Regions from separate parts of the Homo sapiens genome. Here region 2 is linked to region 1. The links are chromatin loops, found by intact Hi-C in ENCODE. Cell type or tissue: body of pancreas. All regions are shown on one strand.

What was found. A loop is a pair of places that touch in the nucleus more often than their neighbours do. Peaks named below come from ENCODE experiments on the same cell type or tissue, not always from the same donor. Only the 100,000 strongest peaks of a DNase experiment are listed, where the experiment ranks them.
Region 2: a loop joins it to region 1, with 2.1 times the contacts of the local background. A loop is called at or near these places in 38 of 110 quality-filtered maps.

What each region holds. Positions count from the first base shown.
Region 1 is chr20:43,533,287-43,541,286 of GRCh38, forward strand. L3MBTL1 (L3MBTL histone methyl-lysine binding protein 1) reads left to right here. Exons shown (of 22, transcript NM_001377303.1): 13 at 56-132; 14 at 722-807; 15 at 998-1,108; 16 at 1,542-1,656; 17 at 2,551-2,650; 18 at 2,811-3,008; 19 at 3,123-3,172; 20 at 6,865-7,022; 21 at 7,467-7,529; 22 at 7,648-8,000. The coding sequence ends at 7,842. Among named protein-coding and RNA genes, the nearest start is that of SGK2, 22 kb to the right of the region's middle. In body of pancreas, a CTCF peak has its summit at 4,975 (motif pointing right); DNase peaks (open chromatin) are centred at 4,975 and 6,075; H3K27ac peaks cover 410 bases.
Region 2 is chr20:43,676,614-43,684,613 of GRCh38, forward strand. MYBL2 (MYB proto-oncogene like 2) reads left to right here. Exons shown (of 14, transcript NM_002466.4): 3 at 5,171-5,242; 4 at 6,181-6,273. Among named protein-coding and RNA genes, the nearest start is that of MYBL2, 14 kb to the left of the region's middle. RefSeq lists an enhancer at 1,297-1,987. In body of pancreas, a CTCF peak has its summit at 4,937 (motif pointing right); DNase peaks (open chromatin) are centred at 4,648, 4,978, 5,628 and 6,018; H3K4me3 peaks cover 811 bases; H3K27ac peaks cover 2,619 bases.

The sequences.
Region 1 (8,000 bases):
GCAGGCTCAGGGCCTCAAGTTTCTCTTGGGACAGTGACATGTTCTTGGATTTCAGGTGTGATCCCAGCAGCCCCTACATCCACCCAGTGGGCTGGTGCCAGAAGCAAGGAAAGCCCCTCACCCCTCCACAAGGTGACCCTGCAGCCTGAGCAAGCCCCCTTTCCTAAGCCTGGCTCTGCTTCCCTCTCCACTGACCCCTCACCAGTAGTGCCCCAGTAGCTGGCTCTCTAGGGTCAGGGTGAGAGAACAGACATGTCCTGAAGCCTCAGCTTCTTGGCCTGGGAGTTGAGAACCCTTTGATTTTAGGAGACTCCTGTCAAACCCTGACTCCACTGGGGTTTAGGGGAAGAAAGTTACATGACCATCTCAGCAAGGAAACAGGGAATCAGAAGTAAAGAAAATGAGTCCTTCATCCTGGGAGTATTGCATTGGCCCAAATACAGTAGAGATTCAAATGGGGCTGGGGTGGGAGCAACAGGCCAAGAGTGACAGGAGTCAGGGTTCCCAGACAGCCCTGTGAACTATTAGGGTGGTGCCTTGCTTGGTTCTACTAGCACCCATCTGCCTGAGGAGCCCAGTGCAAGGAGCTGGCTGTGGTGATGGTGGGAGAGATTCTACTCCAAGGGCTTCTGTCCCTTCCATGTTCCTGGTCCTGCTTGGGGGCAGAGGGCTTCCGCAGTACACCTGGGTGGCTAGACATTGCTCTCATCCTCTCCTCCAGACTACCCAGACCCTGATAACTTCTGTTGGGAGAAATATCTGGAAGAAACTGGGGCCTCTGCTGTCCCCACCTGGGCCTTCAAGGTGGTGAGTCAGTGCTCCCTGACCCCAGAGCTGAGCTCAGAAAGACATGGAGCACTCAGCTAGCCAGGCTGGGGCCCTAGCCTTCCCCTTTGGGCAGGCCCCAGTTTCCCCAGGCACAGCATTTGGGCTCCCTCTGTGGGGCTCAGCTCTGCTGAGCTGCGCCTTGCCCTGAAGGCAGCTGTCCCCTCTGCAGCGACCCCCTCACAGCTTCCTGGTCAATATGAAGCTGGAGGCTGTGGACCGCAGGAACCCAGCCCTGATTCGCGTGGCCAGCGTGGAGGATGTGGAGGACCATCGGATAAAGGTGGCTCTGGGACCCTAGGGCTGGGAAGTGGACAGGCCAGTTGGGCAGGAATTCTGTAGACTGTTTAGAGGTCAGGGGCATCATGGCATGAGAGAGATGAAGCCAAAGATCTTGAATCTCATTCTTGCCTCATCTGTGACTTATTTTTGTGGGCTTGGACAAGTCATTTTCCCTCTCTAAGCCTTACATCATCTGTAAAATGGGCCTAATAATCCTCGTCCCACCTAAGGATTGCCAGTGGGAGATGCCAGTAACTTAATGAGTGATGCCCTTGGAAAATGTGGTGGCCAAGACAGATTATTGCAGGGTTGGCCCCTTGGTTCTTTCAATCCAGGATCTTGCTTCTGACAGGTCCCAGGGATGGGGAGAGGACCTTCTGGCTGAGCTGGGCTCCATGAGAAACGCCTGACTTCCAAGAGCCTTTCCTCCCCAGATCCACTTTGATGGCTGGAGTCATGGCTATGATTTCTGGATCGACGCTGACCACCCAGACATCCACCCTGCCGGCTGGTGCTCCAAGACAGGACATCCCCTGCAGCCTCCTCTCGGTGTGTACCCCTAGGGCACTCTGATCTTTTCCTTTCCCCCCAGGTTCTGACAATCCTATAGTTTGCCTACAGAGCTCTGACTCCCCATGCCCAAATATGACACAGAGGGCTCTGATGCCTACCATGAGTTCCAGAATCCCCCATCTGCCCCACCCCCGGACCATCTGCTACACTAAGCAGTGCTTCTGGCTACCCCAGTTGTCGGGGTTTGGGGTGTTGAGGTGCAAAGGGGCAAGCTCACTTGGTTGCATGTGCTTCAGAGGTGGTCAGGCACCCAGGGATTTCTCTCAGCATCTAGCAGAGCCACACTGAGCGTGCACTGTTTGCTAAGGACATGATGGCTTCCTAAAGTAAATTCTGATTGTCTGTGCAGGCAGGGGTTAGAGTTCAGGTCACTGGGCTGCTCAGCCCCATTTTCACCCTTAGGATTTCCCTTCCTTATTTCCCTGCTGCAACCGTGTTTGTCTCACATGGGGTGTTGATCCTTCTTGAATGTTCTCCAAGCATAGGCAGAGCCTTAAAAAAGTTACCAAAGTCTTGGGGATGAAAACAAGAAAAAGAACTGAGAGTGACATGAATCTGCCAGATGTGGCTTCTAAGGTATGGCTACACCCAACCAGCTCTGAGTGGCTCTTCTCCCCCAGAGTTCTCTCAGAGACTGAGGGCATAGCCTGCAGGTTTCAGCAAAGTATTAACATATGAGAGCTAAGCCCTCCTTACCCAGAGAGGGGCAGATATCCAGTAACACAGAATGGTGTCACAGCCAACGCAGGGCCCTCATCCTTGGGGAGTGGGTTTCTAGTGCTGATCTCCCCAGTGGAAACTGCTCCTTCCGTGCCCCACACTCCCCACCCCCAGGACTCCATGAGGACCGCCTCCTTTCTGCTCTTTTAGGACCCAGAGAGCCCAGCTCTGCCTCCCCTGGGGGCTGTCCCCCTCTCAGCTATAGGAGCCTGCCCCACACTAGGACCTCCAAATACAGCTTTCACCACCGGTGAGTGAAGGTTCCTGGTGAGAGACCCTCAGCGTTGTTTTGCACTTACTGCATGCAGGCGACTGGGGTCCACCAAAACACACTCCAGCTGGGACCAGGGCTGAGGAGGGCTCAGCGGGGACCAGTGGATTAAACCCAACTGAAGTCTCTTCTTCCCCAGGAAGTGCCCCACTCCTGGTTGCGACGGCTCTGGCCATGTCACAGGCAAGTTCACAGCTCACCATTGCCTCTCAGGCTGCCCACTGGCTGAGAGGAACCAGAGCCGGCTGAAAGCGGAGCTGTCTGACTCGGAGGCCTCAGCCCGCAAGAAGAACCTCTCAGGCTTCTCCCCAAGGAAGAAGCCTCGCCATCACGGCCGGTATGGAGGCCAGGGAATCAGGGCCCGGGCTTCCTGGGGGTGTGGGGCCTTGTAGCCTCTTGGACTGGGCCAGACACTGATTCCCTGCCATGGACCTGGTCCGTCTTTCTCCAGAATTGGACGCCCTCCGAAGTATCGAAAGATTCCGCAGGAAGATTTCCAGAGTAAGTCTGGGTTATCTGCTCCTATGTCCTCCACCACAGAGTGTTCACAGCGAGTGCTCTGTCATTGGTGGGATGAGACAGATTTCCCAGAGTGGGAGAAGCTAGAAGGAGGGCTGTGCCTCTTCGTTTGAGATACTGAGAGCACAGAGCAGTGGCAAAAGCAGTGGAGGGGCCTTGAGTGACCTTGGGTTCCAATCTCATGTCCCCCATGGCCTTGCTGTGAGTCTGTGGGGAGGGTACAGAGCTTCTCGGGGCCTTTGGTTCTCACTGTGCAGCAAGATGATGCTCCTGCTCTTCTCTGATTCTAGGCTTCCTGGGAAGGAGGCCATGGCCATCACTTTCTACCTGTGTGATCTTAAGCAAGTCACTTAACATCTTTGAGCTTCAGTTTTCTCACTTGAGTAACTGGATAAAACCTGCCTTTCCATTGTCAATACCTGAAATAACAGTGGTTACTACCACTGCTTACTGAGCATCTACTATGGGCCAGGCACTATGCCAGGTTCTTTACACATACTGTGTCTAACTCTCACAAGAGTTCTCTAACATGTATATTGTTCTTCTGTGAGAGGAGGAATGTGAGTCTCAGAGGGTGATGTCACTTGCCCAAGGTCATTCACCTTGTAAGGGGGAGAGCTGGCATTCCAACTCGGATCTGGCCTGACTCCTCCTGCTGCATGCTGCTGGTATAAGAGACATAAAGCACCTAACCCAAATGTCAGTTCACTTCTCACTCCCCTTGCACTAGCGTGCTTGCTGCTGTAACAAAAATACCATAGACTGGGTGGCTTACACAATAGAAATTTATTTTCCACAGTTCTGGAGGCCAGAAGTCCAAGATCAAGGTGTTGGCAGGCTTGATTTCTTCTGAAGCTTCCCTCCTTGGCTTGCAGATGGCTGCCTTCTTGCTGTGTTCTCACATGGTCTTTCTTCTGTGCACAAGCATTCCTGGGGTCCCATGATGTGTCCAAAGTGTCTCTTCTTGTAAGGATACCAATTGAATTGGATTAGGGCCCATCCTAATGACTTCATTTTAACTTAATCACTCTTTAAAGGCCCTTTTTCCAAATGCAGTCCCATTCAGAGGCACTGGGGGTTAGGGCTTCAGCATATGAATTTTGCGGGGACACATTTTAGCCCATAACATACTTCAGCGGGAGGGGCATAGTGGCTGAGCCCTCCCCTAGGTGGTGAATTCATCTTACATCTTCAGCCACTAGTACAGGGCCTGATGCACAGCAGGGACGCCTCAGTTGAATGGAATGCATGTCATTTTAAGGCTAAAAGAGACCTTGAGAAATCACCTGGTTTAGTGCACCTTGGCGAGACCCAAGCTGTCCCAATTCTTCAAGAACAGTCTCTGTAACCTGGGCAGTAAGTAACATAGTGATAAAAAGCATAGCCCTGAAGTCAGACTACCTTTTACAGGCTGAGAGATCTTGGGTGGGTGACACTCCTCTCTGAGCCTCACCTTCCTTATCTGTAAAATGCTGATAATAATCGTACCCACCGTATGATGTGGTGAGAGGCTTAACTGAGATGTTCCATGTGAGGTGCTTAGCACAGCTCCCTGCCAGTATTATTAGTCTGAGTCTCTTGCCTCACTTCCTCTTGCTGTCATCTCATACTGTTTCCTCTTTGTGGGAACAGAAGCAGTTTCTTCAGCCTCAGACCTGAGTGATGAGGGTCTTGGCCAGCACCTAGACCCTCAGAGTAAGGACTCCTAAGGATCAAACTGCAGTGGGCACCTCTTGTACCCATCTGTGGTACCCATGGTCAAGTCCACTGCAGGACCAAGTTCTGACCACCAGAGGGCACTTGCCTACTGTGTTCATCCCAGAATTAGGCTGTAGAATTCTTGGGAAGCTACATCTTTCCAGAGGCTGAGACTATGTCACGGAACTGGCAAAGAAGGGCTCACCCAGATCCTTGAGGCACTTCAAGGATAGAGCAGGGGTCATTGCCCAGGTCTCACTTCCACAGGGCACCCCTGCTCTTCTAGCTGGCCTGTCACCCAGAAGAGCCACTGGTCACTCTGGGTTTTGTTCCAGAGGCAACTTCTTACATACTGGTGGGTAGACCTCCTTAGTGTAGGCTCTGAGGTTTGCTGGTGAACAATTCCATAGGAAGATCTGCCCGGAGAGGACAGGGCTTGGCTGGGCTTAGTCTTTAGGCCTAGGAGTGTCAGCTACTGAAGGAACTGAGGAGCCATGTCTGACCTGCAACTGGATGGTCTGCAGTTAGATAAGACACTGTAACTGCTGGTAAGCACTCCTGGCCTGTGCTCTTCCCTGTGCTCTGGGGAAGAAAGATAAGGAGAAAAGCTCCCTACAAACTTGATGTTGTCTCCCAAACCCCACCCCAGGGTATGAAACCCAGATACAGGGTTTCAGAGAGGGAGTACCTGGGTGTACCAGAGGCCAAACCTGTGGCCAGGTAGATGAGGTGCTAGTGGTGCTAGCTGTCATGAGAGATGCTGAGTGTGCCCCAGACGGGCCATGAGAGGAGCTGGCTGAGCAGGGAGATGGGGCTGTCTGGGGTATGGGCAGGTATTAGGATTTCGCTGATGAACAGAGAGAGCAGCAGGAAGGCAGTGGCACAGAAGTGTGGTTGGTAGGGCTGAGGATGGAATCCCAGAGGCTTTGTGGGTGAATGGAGGTGGAAAAGCCAGGCTGAAAGGCTGACACTCAGGGAGAGAGGGCAGGACAATCTGTGACCAACAGGGAGGGTCTTTGACAAGAGGGCACTTGGAGGTGCTGCATTGATGAGCATCTGGAATTAGCACCAGGAGAATAAAGAGCCAATGCTCCTGGACCATGGACAGAGGCTGGGAAAACCCCTTGGGAAAGTGGCCACATTGCACAAGGCCGGCCAAGGCTGACAGCAGTGAGTGGGGCCAGGTTTGTCAAAGCAGCCAGAGGGGGATGAAGTCCAAGTTGGCACGTGCCAGGCCCCACCAAGGGGGAGGCCAAGCTGAGCAGCATCGGTCATCAGCTCAGTACAGCTGCTTGAGGTAGGAGGTTGGGGCCAGTGATCCCAGAGGCAGACCAGGAAGCAAAGCCACAGGCAACATGGAGCTGGGGAGTGGGTCAGGGATCACCCTCTAGTGCTGGCATAGGCAGTAGTACAGACCGGGCTGGTGGAGGAAGGGGAGGAACTGGAGCTTGAGGCAATGGCAGTGGCCAGAGGGGTGGTCTTCAGCCTGGTCAGGGGGACTGTGATTCTGAAGCAGAATCACCCTGGCTCTGAGAAAGTTGGTCGTGGCCCGGAAGGACTCATGAGAAGAAGAGTAAACAGAGTGGACTTCTGACATCAAGGCTGAGCTTGTTTGGATGTTAAGGACCCTTTTGATGGTTGGCATCTAGAAAATTATGTCTTTAGAGATGCTGCAGCAGCTCCAAGAGAGTATCCTTGCAGGGCCCAGGGTGGTGCAGCCTCAGAGAGACGGGGTGAGGGTCATTCCGAATAGCTGACCTGAGAGTCTTTAAGAGAGTCACTTTACCAGCAGGAGTGAACACTGTGTGAGGAGTCAGGAGATACGGCTCACCCTCTTGACTCTACAGGCTGTCAGAAGGGGCCCGGAGTCCTGTCTACTCTGCCAGCCAGTCTCCTGAGTGGTGTGGGTATGCATGGGCTTCGGGAACAGTTTAGTCATCCTCGTTGGCCTGCCAGCCTCTGCCTCTGCTTTCCAGCCCTCACGCCCGATGTCGTGCACCAGTCCCTCTTCATGTCAGCCCTGTCGGCCCACCCTGACCGCTCACTCTCAGTGTGCTGGGAGCAGCACTGCAAGCTCCTGCCAGGAGTAGCGGGCATCTCAGCCTCGACAGTCGCCAAGTGGACCATCGATGAGGTGAGGAGCGAGGGCCCTTCTTTATCCTTCTCTTCCTCTCCTCCTCCCTCTCACCATACCCTGGTGGAAAGGCCCAGGTCAGGTAGAACCCGGTACCACTCCTGGCACTACCTCTTGCTCATCTGTCCTGTGCACAGTCCCTTCTAGCTGCCCAGTAGGGGCTGACTGAGACCCTTCCTGATAGGTCCATTATGGCAGAGGGGGCGGGGGCTGTGCTGCTGTTTCAGCCAGAAATCCAGCAGGAGAGGCAGGCTTCGGTCCCAGGCCTCAGAAGCAAGGGGCCCAACTTGGCACATCTGCCAGCATAGAAACCCTAGGATCCTTTTAGGCTGGTGAGAAAAAGCAGCATTGGCACAGCTCAGAAGCACCTAGGCTGTGGAGGCCAGCTCTCCCTACATGCCTAAGCTCTGTCCCCTGGTCAACATGTCATCTTTGGTTTCCAAGGTCTTCGGCTTTGTTCAGACCCTGACAGGTTGTGAGGACCAAGCACGCCTCTTCAAAGACGAGGTAAGGTGCAAGTGCAGAGTGGGAGACAGAGCCGGGGTCACTGTCCTTAAGACGGCAGGAAGCAGGTGCCCTCCCCAGCGTCACTTCTGCTAAGGAGGGACCCGTGTTGCCCCACCAGGCAAGAATAGTCAGAGTGACCCATGTATCTGGGAAGACTCTAGTCTGGACTGTGGCCCAGCTTGGGGACCTTGTGTGCTCAGATCATCTTCAGGAAGGAAAAGGCATCCTGGAGACAGGAGTCCATTCACTCCTCTGCTCTCTACCCACTCATTTGCTTGCCAAACTTAGCTTTGCCAGTGATAGTCAATATTAAAGTGTACTTTTTTCCCCTTTAATCCAATATAGTTGATAATTAAAGTGTATTTTGAATGACACAGATATTGTGATTTACTGCAAGGATCCTAACACACACTTAAAATCAAGAGCCAAGGAGTAGTGAGTTGTAGATAAAAAAAGAATGTCAGCTTTGGA
Region 2 (8,000 bases), 140 kb after region 1:
GCTACCTTGAAGATTCTTGCATAAGTCTTTTTGCAAATACATGTTTCCCTTTCTTTTGGGAAGATAGGTATGGTCATGGGGTAGGTGTATGTTTAGTTTTACAGAAACTGCCTTTTTCTTAATGGATTGTACCATTTTAGACTTCTACTGGCCTTTTTATTTTACCTCAGTTTTTCTTAGTGTCTTCAGTTCTTCAGTGTTTTTTGTTTTGTTTTGTTTTCAACCCATAGTTAACATCATAGATGTCTTTAATTTTAGGATTGGGTTTTTTTTTTTGTATTGTATTATTTGTATTGCTTTTGTTTTTTGTTTTTAAATAGAGAAGAGGGTCTTGCTATGTTGCCCAGGCTGGTCTCCTGGGCTCAAGCAATCTTCCTGCCTTGGCCTCCCAAAGTGTTGGGATTACAGGCAGAAGCCACCATGACTAGCTTGTTTTGTTTTTTCTAAAACTTGCTGTGTGAGTGGTAAACTCCTTTTAAATCATGAAAGATGTTTTTCCAGATGCGTGCTAAGCAAACCTTTTCTGCTCATCCTGTTGTGGACCAGGGACTATATTTGGCTCTTGTGGGCTTAGAAGAATAAACAAGACCAAGTTCCTACCCCAGAGCAGATTTCTCTCTGGAATGGAGAGATAAGACCGTGTGCAGGTCCCTGGAATGTGCTGTGGTCATCCGCGGCACCGGTAGGATCAGTGTCTGTTGGTGCTCACTGTTGTAGCTCTGGGCACCTGCTAATTGTAAGATGAGTGGATGGCAAGTACCTTTAGAAGGAGAGATTACTGCTGCCTGAAGAGGTTAAGGAAACTTATGTGGAGAAAGTGACCTTTGAGCTAAGGATGAGGATTTGGAAATTTAGCAGTGAGGGAAGACCTACAGTGTGCAAAAAGTGGGTAAGTCAGATCAGGAAAGGGGCTATAGGTGGAGAAAAGCCAGTACAGGAGGCCAGTTTGGTGGGAGGGAAGGGTCCTTGAAGGGGAGAAATGGTTGACGGAGATGGCCGCCCGGCCACCCCTACTGGGAAGTGAGGAGCCCCTCTGCCTGGCCAGCCGCCCCGACTGGGAGGGAGGTGGGGGGGTCAGCCCCCTGCCTGGCCAGCCACCCCGTCCGGGAGGTGAGGGGCGCCTCTGCCCGGCCGCCCCTACTGGGAAGTGAGGAGCCCCTCTGCCCGGCCACCACCCCGTCTGGGAGGTGTACCCAACAGCTCATTGAGAACGGGCCATGATGACAATGGCAGTTTTGTGGAATAGAAAGAGGGGAAAGGTGGGGAAAAGATTGAGAAATCGGATGGTTGCCGTGTCTGTGTAGAAAGAGGTAGACATGGGAGACTTTTCATTTTGTTCTGTACTAAGAAAAATTCTTCTGCCTTGGGATCCTGTTGATCTATGATCTTACCCCCAACCCTGTGCTCTCTGAAACGTGCTGTGTCCACTCAGGGTTAAATGGATTAAGGGCGGTGCAAGATGTGCTTTGTTAAACAGACGCTTGAAGGCAGCATGCTCGTTAAGAGTCATCACCACTCCCTAATCTCAAGTACCCAGGGACACAAACACTGCGGAAGGCCGCAGGGTCCTCTGCCTAGGAAAACCAGAGACCTTTGTTTACTTGTTTATCTGCTGACCTTCCCTCCACTATTGTCCTGTGACCCTGCCAAATCCCCCTCTGCGAGAAACACCCAAGAATGATCAATAAAAAAATAAATAAAGAAAGAAAGAAAGAAAGAAAAAAAAAAAAAAAGAAAGGATACACTGGGGCTGATTCCTCGAGGGCCTTGAATGTTGGGCTTAGAAGCTGTAGGATTGTTCAGCTCTCAATGCAGAGCCAGGTTAGCTTGGTTTTTGGATTGTTTTTTCTAACTCTGAACTGGACAAAGATGGAAGGTTTTTAATGCAGGGAGTGATGTGAATGTAGCCGGGCTTCAGGGGAGTTCATCTGCTGTGTGGGGGATCGATAAGAGAGATGGGTGGCCTGGCGCGGTGGCTCACGCCTGTAATCCCAGCACTTTGGGAGGCTGAGATGGGTGGATCACCTGAGATTAGGAGTTCCAGACCAGCCTGGCCAACATGGCTGAATCCTGTCTCTACTAAAAATACAAAAAATTAGCTGGGTGTGGTTGTGGGCACCTGTAATCCCAGCAATTTGGGAGGCTGAGGCAGGAGAATCACTTGAACCCAGAGGCGGAAGTTGCAGTGAGCTGAGATCGCACCATTGCACTCCAGCCTGGACAACAAGAGCAAAACTCCGTCTCAAAAAAAAAAAAAAAAAGAAAAAAACATATAGAGCACAGGCTGGGGCTGAGAGACCAGTGCTGAGGGAGTGGGAGAGGGCGCTGTGCCAGGCAAGCAAGAGGTGGCTGTGGAGAGGGCAGTGCGGGGATGGAGCTGACCACGTTGGGGAGTCCCAGGGTGGGTGGGAAGAATGTAAGTTTGGAAATGATAGTATCCAGGTCAGTTGTCAGGGAGAGTGGTGGTGCCAGAGATGGACTGGGGAACACAGAAGGAAGCAGGTAAGAGCCTGGCCAGGGCAGGGAGGGGACATGGTATAGGTAGGGAAGGGTGTCCTGGGCTGGCTCACCCAGAGAATTTATGGTGACTTTGCCCAGCCTGTGCTGGTTCTGGCCAAGCTGTAGTTGAGGGCTTTGATACCTGTCGTGGGCCACGTTGTGACCAATTTTTCTGTCTAGGAGCATGTATACATATATACACATATAAATTTGTATGTGTGACAAAACCACCTCACTTTAAATTTATCCCCTTTTCCTCCCCCTTAAATCTACCCCTTAACCATCTTTAACTTTGTAGTTCAGTGGTGTTAAGTATTTTCAGATTGTTTTGCAAAAGATCTCTAAAACTTTTTCATCTTTGAAATTGGAAACGAGGCTGAGTGTGGTGGTTTATGCCTGTAAACCGAGTACTGTGGGAGGCCGAAGCGGGAGGATTGCCTGAGTGTAAGAGTCCTAGACCAGCTTGGAAAACATAGCAAGACCCTATCATTAAAAACAAAACAAAAAATACCCACCAACTTGGTGGGTCACGGTGGCTCAGGCCTGTAATCCCAGCACTTTGGGAGGCCGAGGCAGGAGATTGCTTGAGGCAGTCTAGACCAGCCTGAAGAACATGTGAGATCCTGTCTCTACAACAAAAAAATGAAAATTAGCCAGGCCTGGTGGTGTGTGTCTGTGGTCCCACCTACTTGGGAGGCTGAGGTGGAAGGATCACTTGAGCCCATGAGGTTGAGGATGCGGGGTGGGCTGTGTTTGCACCACTGCACTCTAGCTTGGGTGACCAAGAGAGACCCTATCTCAAAAAAAAAAAAAGGATGGAAAACTGAAACTAATTAAACATGAATTCACTCTCCTCCCACCCTCCAGCCCTTGGCAGCTATCTTTCTACTCTGTTTCTGTGATTTTGACTATTTTATTTATTTATTTTATTTTTTCAAGACAGAGTCTTGCTCTGTTGCCCATGCTGCAGTGCAATGGCATGATCTTAGCTCACTGCAACCTCTACTTCCCGGGTTCAAGTGAATCTTCTGCTGCAGCCTCCCGAGTAGCTGGGATCACAGGCGCCTGCCACCACGCTGGGCTAATTTTTGTATTAGTAGAGACGAACTTTCACCATGTTGGCCAGGCTGGTCTCAAACTCCTGACCTCAGGTGATCCACCTGCCTCGGCCTCCTGAAGTGTTGGGGTTAAAGGCATGAGCCACTGCTCCCTGCCTGATTTTGACTATTTTAGATGCTTCCTGTGAGTGGAATCCTGAGTATTTGCCCTGTCTGGCTATTTGACTTAGCATAGTGTCCTCAGCTTTCATCCATGCTGTAGCATGTGTCAGAATTCTCTCGACTGAGTAATATCCATTGTTTATATGCATGACATTTTCTTTCTTTTTTCTTTTGTTTGAGATGGAGTCTCACTCTTGCTCTGTTGCCGAGGCTGGAGTGCAGTGGCATGATCTCGGCTCACTGCAACCTCCGCCTCCCAGGTTCAAGCAATTCTTCCTCATCCTCCCGAGTAGCTGGGATTACAGGCACCCACCACCACACCTGGCTAATTTTTGTATTTTTAATAGAGATGGGGTTTCGCCATATTGGCCAGGCTGGTCTCGAACCCCTGACCTCGTGATCTGCCCACCACGGCCTCCCAAAGTGCTGGGATTACAGGTGTGAGCCACTGCGCCTGGCTTGACATTTTCTTTATATATTAATTGATTTGACTGAGGAAAACTTTATATATAATTAACTACAACCATTTGTAGTACAATTCAGTAGAACCACCAGCACAGCCGGGCTATAGGACATTTCCATTGTCCCCAAGACATTCCTTGCCCCCCTTTGCTGTTCATCCCTTTCCACCACTGGCCTCAGACAACCACTTTTTGTCCCTATAGCTTAGTTTACATTTTCTAGAACTTCATGTGCATGGAATCATACGGCATGTACCCTCCTGTGTCTGGCTTCTTTCACACATCATAGTGACACTGAGATTCATGTTATCGCGTGAATTGGTAGTTCATTTCGGGAGGCTATTTTGATAGATACTAGCCTGTCTTCTAACTACTCTTGTTTTTGCCCAGACCTCCAGCTTCTAGTGCTGAATCACTGTCAGCTCTGGCCTGAGTTCAGTAATGACCTCCTTATGTCCGCTCGGCTCCCTTCCAGCCCCTTTCCCACCCTGTAGCAGGCAAAGAGAACTTTACAAAGTTCTCTTCATAGAACGTTTGACTGTGACCACCCACTCTTCAAACACATCAGTGGTTTTGCATGATAGATGGTTGAACTGATGCTGCGAATGGTCTGGCCCCTATGGTTCCCTCCAAAATCATCTTGGATCTGTTTTGCTTCCTCCATTTTAGCTATTCTGCATTTCCTTGGAACCTGTCCCTTAGTGTCCCTGAGTAGGCAGTCACCACGTACCTCTCCATATCTCCCAGCAGGGGGTGGCTTTACTTTTGTTCCTGTGAGCCTTCCATTGGCAGCTGGCTCCCTCCCATGAGATCAGGGGCAGCTCTTTTGCTGCCTGCTGCTGCAGCTGTAGTGCCTGGCACCTTGTACGTATTCACTTCATGACGGAATGGATGAACGAGGCTGTTCTTTTAGATTGGGCTCTGTCACGGGCAGCCCTGAGGTTTTCTGCACGTATGTGTGCTGAGCCCCTGTCTTTCTGGTGTTGGCAGGACGAGCAGCTGAGGGCCCTGGTGAGGCAGTTTGGACAGCAGGACTGGAAGTTCCTGGCCAGCCACTTCCCTGTGAGTACAGTCCTGCTGTGGCCCTCCCTCGGGGCAAGGGCTCTGGGAGAACAGTGTGCCTGGGACAGACTTTGCCAAGGAGGGGAAAAGGGAGTTCCTTACTCAGCCCCTGAAAACAAAACCAAATAAAACAGGGCAAATGGACCTTTGTAGGATCTCTCTTCCCAAGCTGGCATTCAGGGTACACTGCTGTAAACATCTTCCAGCTCCTCAGCATGCCTGGTGGTCTTCAGGCTCTGAGACATTTGCAGCATGTGGTGCATATTTGCATTTCTTCCTGTAAGTCAGGAGTGAACAGGTGTTCGGTTTCTCAACAGTGAGACTGAAACTGAGGGGAAGTGATGCTTTCAGCAGGCTTCATGGTGAGGCCCCTGCAGGGCTGGCAGGTGCTACCACATTCGAGTATTTAGAGCCTCCTGATGGTGAGGGGGTTCCCCTCAGGACCTCCTTCTCAGGCCCTCCCACCCCTGACCCACAGGTGTCTGGGAGGGAGGGGGTGTGGCAGGAGCTGCCATATGTCTTACTGCCTGGGCTGCTCAGAAAGCATGTCACCAGATCCTTTCCTGCCCCATTTCCTCATCTCCCCCTCTTCTGTGTAATCTGAACTCTTCAGGGAATAAAAATGCTCTCCTAGAAAAAAGCAGGGGTCCCTGACGTACAAGGAATTAAAGACTTGTGATGGTGGCCCCTTGTGTTCGGTTGGTAGGGAGCGGCTTCCCACAGGGGACCGAGTTTGCCCTCTCGTGTAGCAAAGGGAAACCGCCCATGTTCCGGCATGTGGGCTTGCAGTGAGTGGTGGCTGCATGGAACAGGACACACCTACCCAAGGTGTGCCTAGTCCCAGGCCATAGGCCCCTGAGCCTAGTACTTAACCAGGCCCCCAGCCCGAGGTCCCAGAAGTTCTCACAGATTGGTTTGTTCTTCTGTTCTTTTCCCAGAACCGCACTGACCAGCAATGCCAGTACAGGTGGCTGAGAGTTTTGAATCCAGACCTTGTCAAGGGGCCATGGACCAAAGAGGAAGACCAAAAAGTAACTGCTGGGACAGTGCCTTGCACACAGTGGGTCTTCACCCACCAGTGTACCTGGGGACTGTGAGATTGCCTTGTGTTGGGGTTGGGGGTGTCAAGCTGAGCATTGGGTGTGAGTTGTCTACCAGCCAGTCTGGACACTCTTATGCTGCCCTGGCTCCAGCCCTGAGATTCCAAGTTTCAGAGTGTCTCCAGGCTTCCTCACTCATGGTCTGAGGGCTATTGGGCTGATTACTCGGCTTCTCTTGTTCCACCCATGGAGGGGAGCAGTAGCAGTGCAGCGTTGTCATGAGAATTAAGCAGGTGATGCTTGTAGGGGGCTTGCAGGTTCTGTACATTTGCTCTCAGCAAATGGCAGCTGCTGCTATCCCTGATTTAATGATGATTGCACCCTGTGACCTTCACAGGGCACAGATGCCTTCTTTTGATCGCCACAGCAGTCCTGTGAGGTGGGCAGAAGTTGTTAGTCCCATTTTATAGATGGAGAGAGCAAGGCTCAGAGAGGTTGGGGATGTCCCCAACCTAGAAGAGGCAATAAGTGCCATGACTGCCTGGGGCTACCTTGGGAGTTCCCTCATCTCTTCTCCTCGATACCAGCCCAGAGGATGCCATTCCACTGAGGCAGGCATGGCTTATGAGAAAGAGGGAGATGAAGGGAACTAGGCATTTTTTTTTTTTTTTTTTTTGAGACGGAGTCTTGCTTTGTCGCTCAGGTTAGAGTGCAGTGGCGCGATCTCAGCTCACTGCATCCTCCGCCTCCCGGGTTCAAGCGATTCTCGTGTCTTAGCCTCTTGATTAGCTGGGATTACAGGCACGTGCTACCACACCTGGCTAATTTTTTTGTATTTTTAATAGAGATGGGGTTTCACCATGTTGGTCAGGCTGGTCTTGAACTCCTGACCTCGTGATCTACCCGCCTCAGCCTCCCAAAGTGCTGGAATTACAGACGTGAGCCACCGTGCCTGGCCTGGAACTAGGCGTTTTTAAATTAATTTTTTTTTGAGACGAGTCTTACTCTGTTGCACTGGCTGGAGAGTGTTGGCTAATTTTTTTGATTGATTGAGGCGGGGGTTCGCTCTGTCACCCAGGCTGGGGTACAGTGACATAATCACGGCTCATTGCAGCCTCGACCTCCCAGGCCCAAGCAATCCTCCCACCTCAGCTTCTAAAGTAGCTGGTGCCACATGTGCCACCATGTCTGGCTAATCTTTTTGAAAAATTTTTGTAGAGAGAGTATCTCACTATGCTGCCCAGGCTGGTTGAACTTCTGGGCTCAAATGATCCTCCCACGTCAGCCTCTCAAAGTGCTGGGATTGTAGGTATGAGCCACCATTCCTGTTCTTTTTTTTTTTTTCCTTGTTAATTTTTTTGAGACTGAGTCTTGCTCTGTCGTCCAGGCTGGAGTGCAATGGCGTGATCTTGGCTTACTGCAACCTTCGCCTCCTGGGTTCCAGCAATTCTCTGCCTCAGCCTCCTGAGGAGCTGGGATTACAGGCGCCTGCCACCACGCCCGGCTAATTTTTGTATTTTTAGTAGAGACAGGGTTTCACCATGTTGGCCTGACTGGTCTTGAACTCCTGACCTTGTGATCTACCCACCTCAGCCTCCCAAAGTGCTGGGATTACAAGCGTGAGCCACTGTGCCCGGCCTTTTTTTTTTTTTTTTTAATTTGTAGAGACAGGGTCTTCCTATGTTTTCCAGGCTGGTCTTGAACTACAGGGCTCAAGC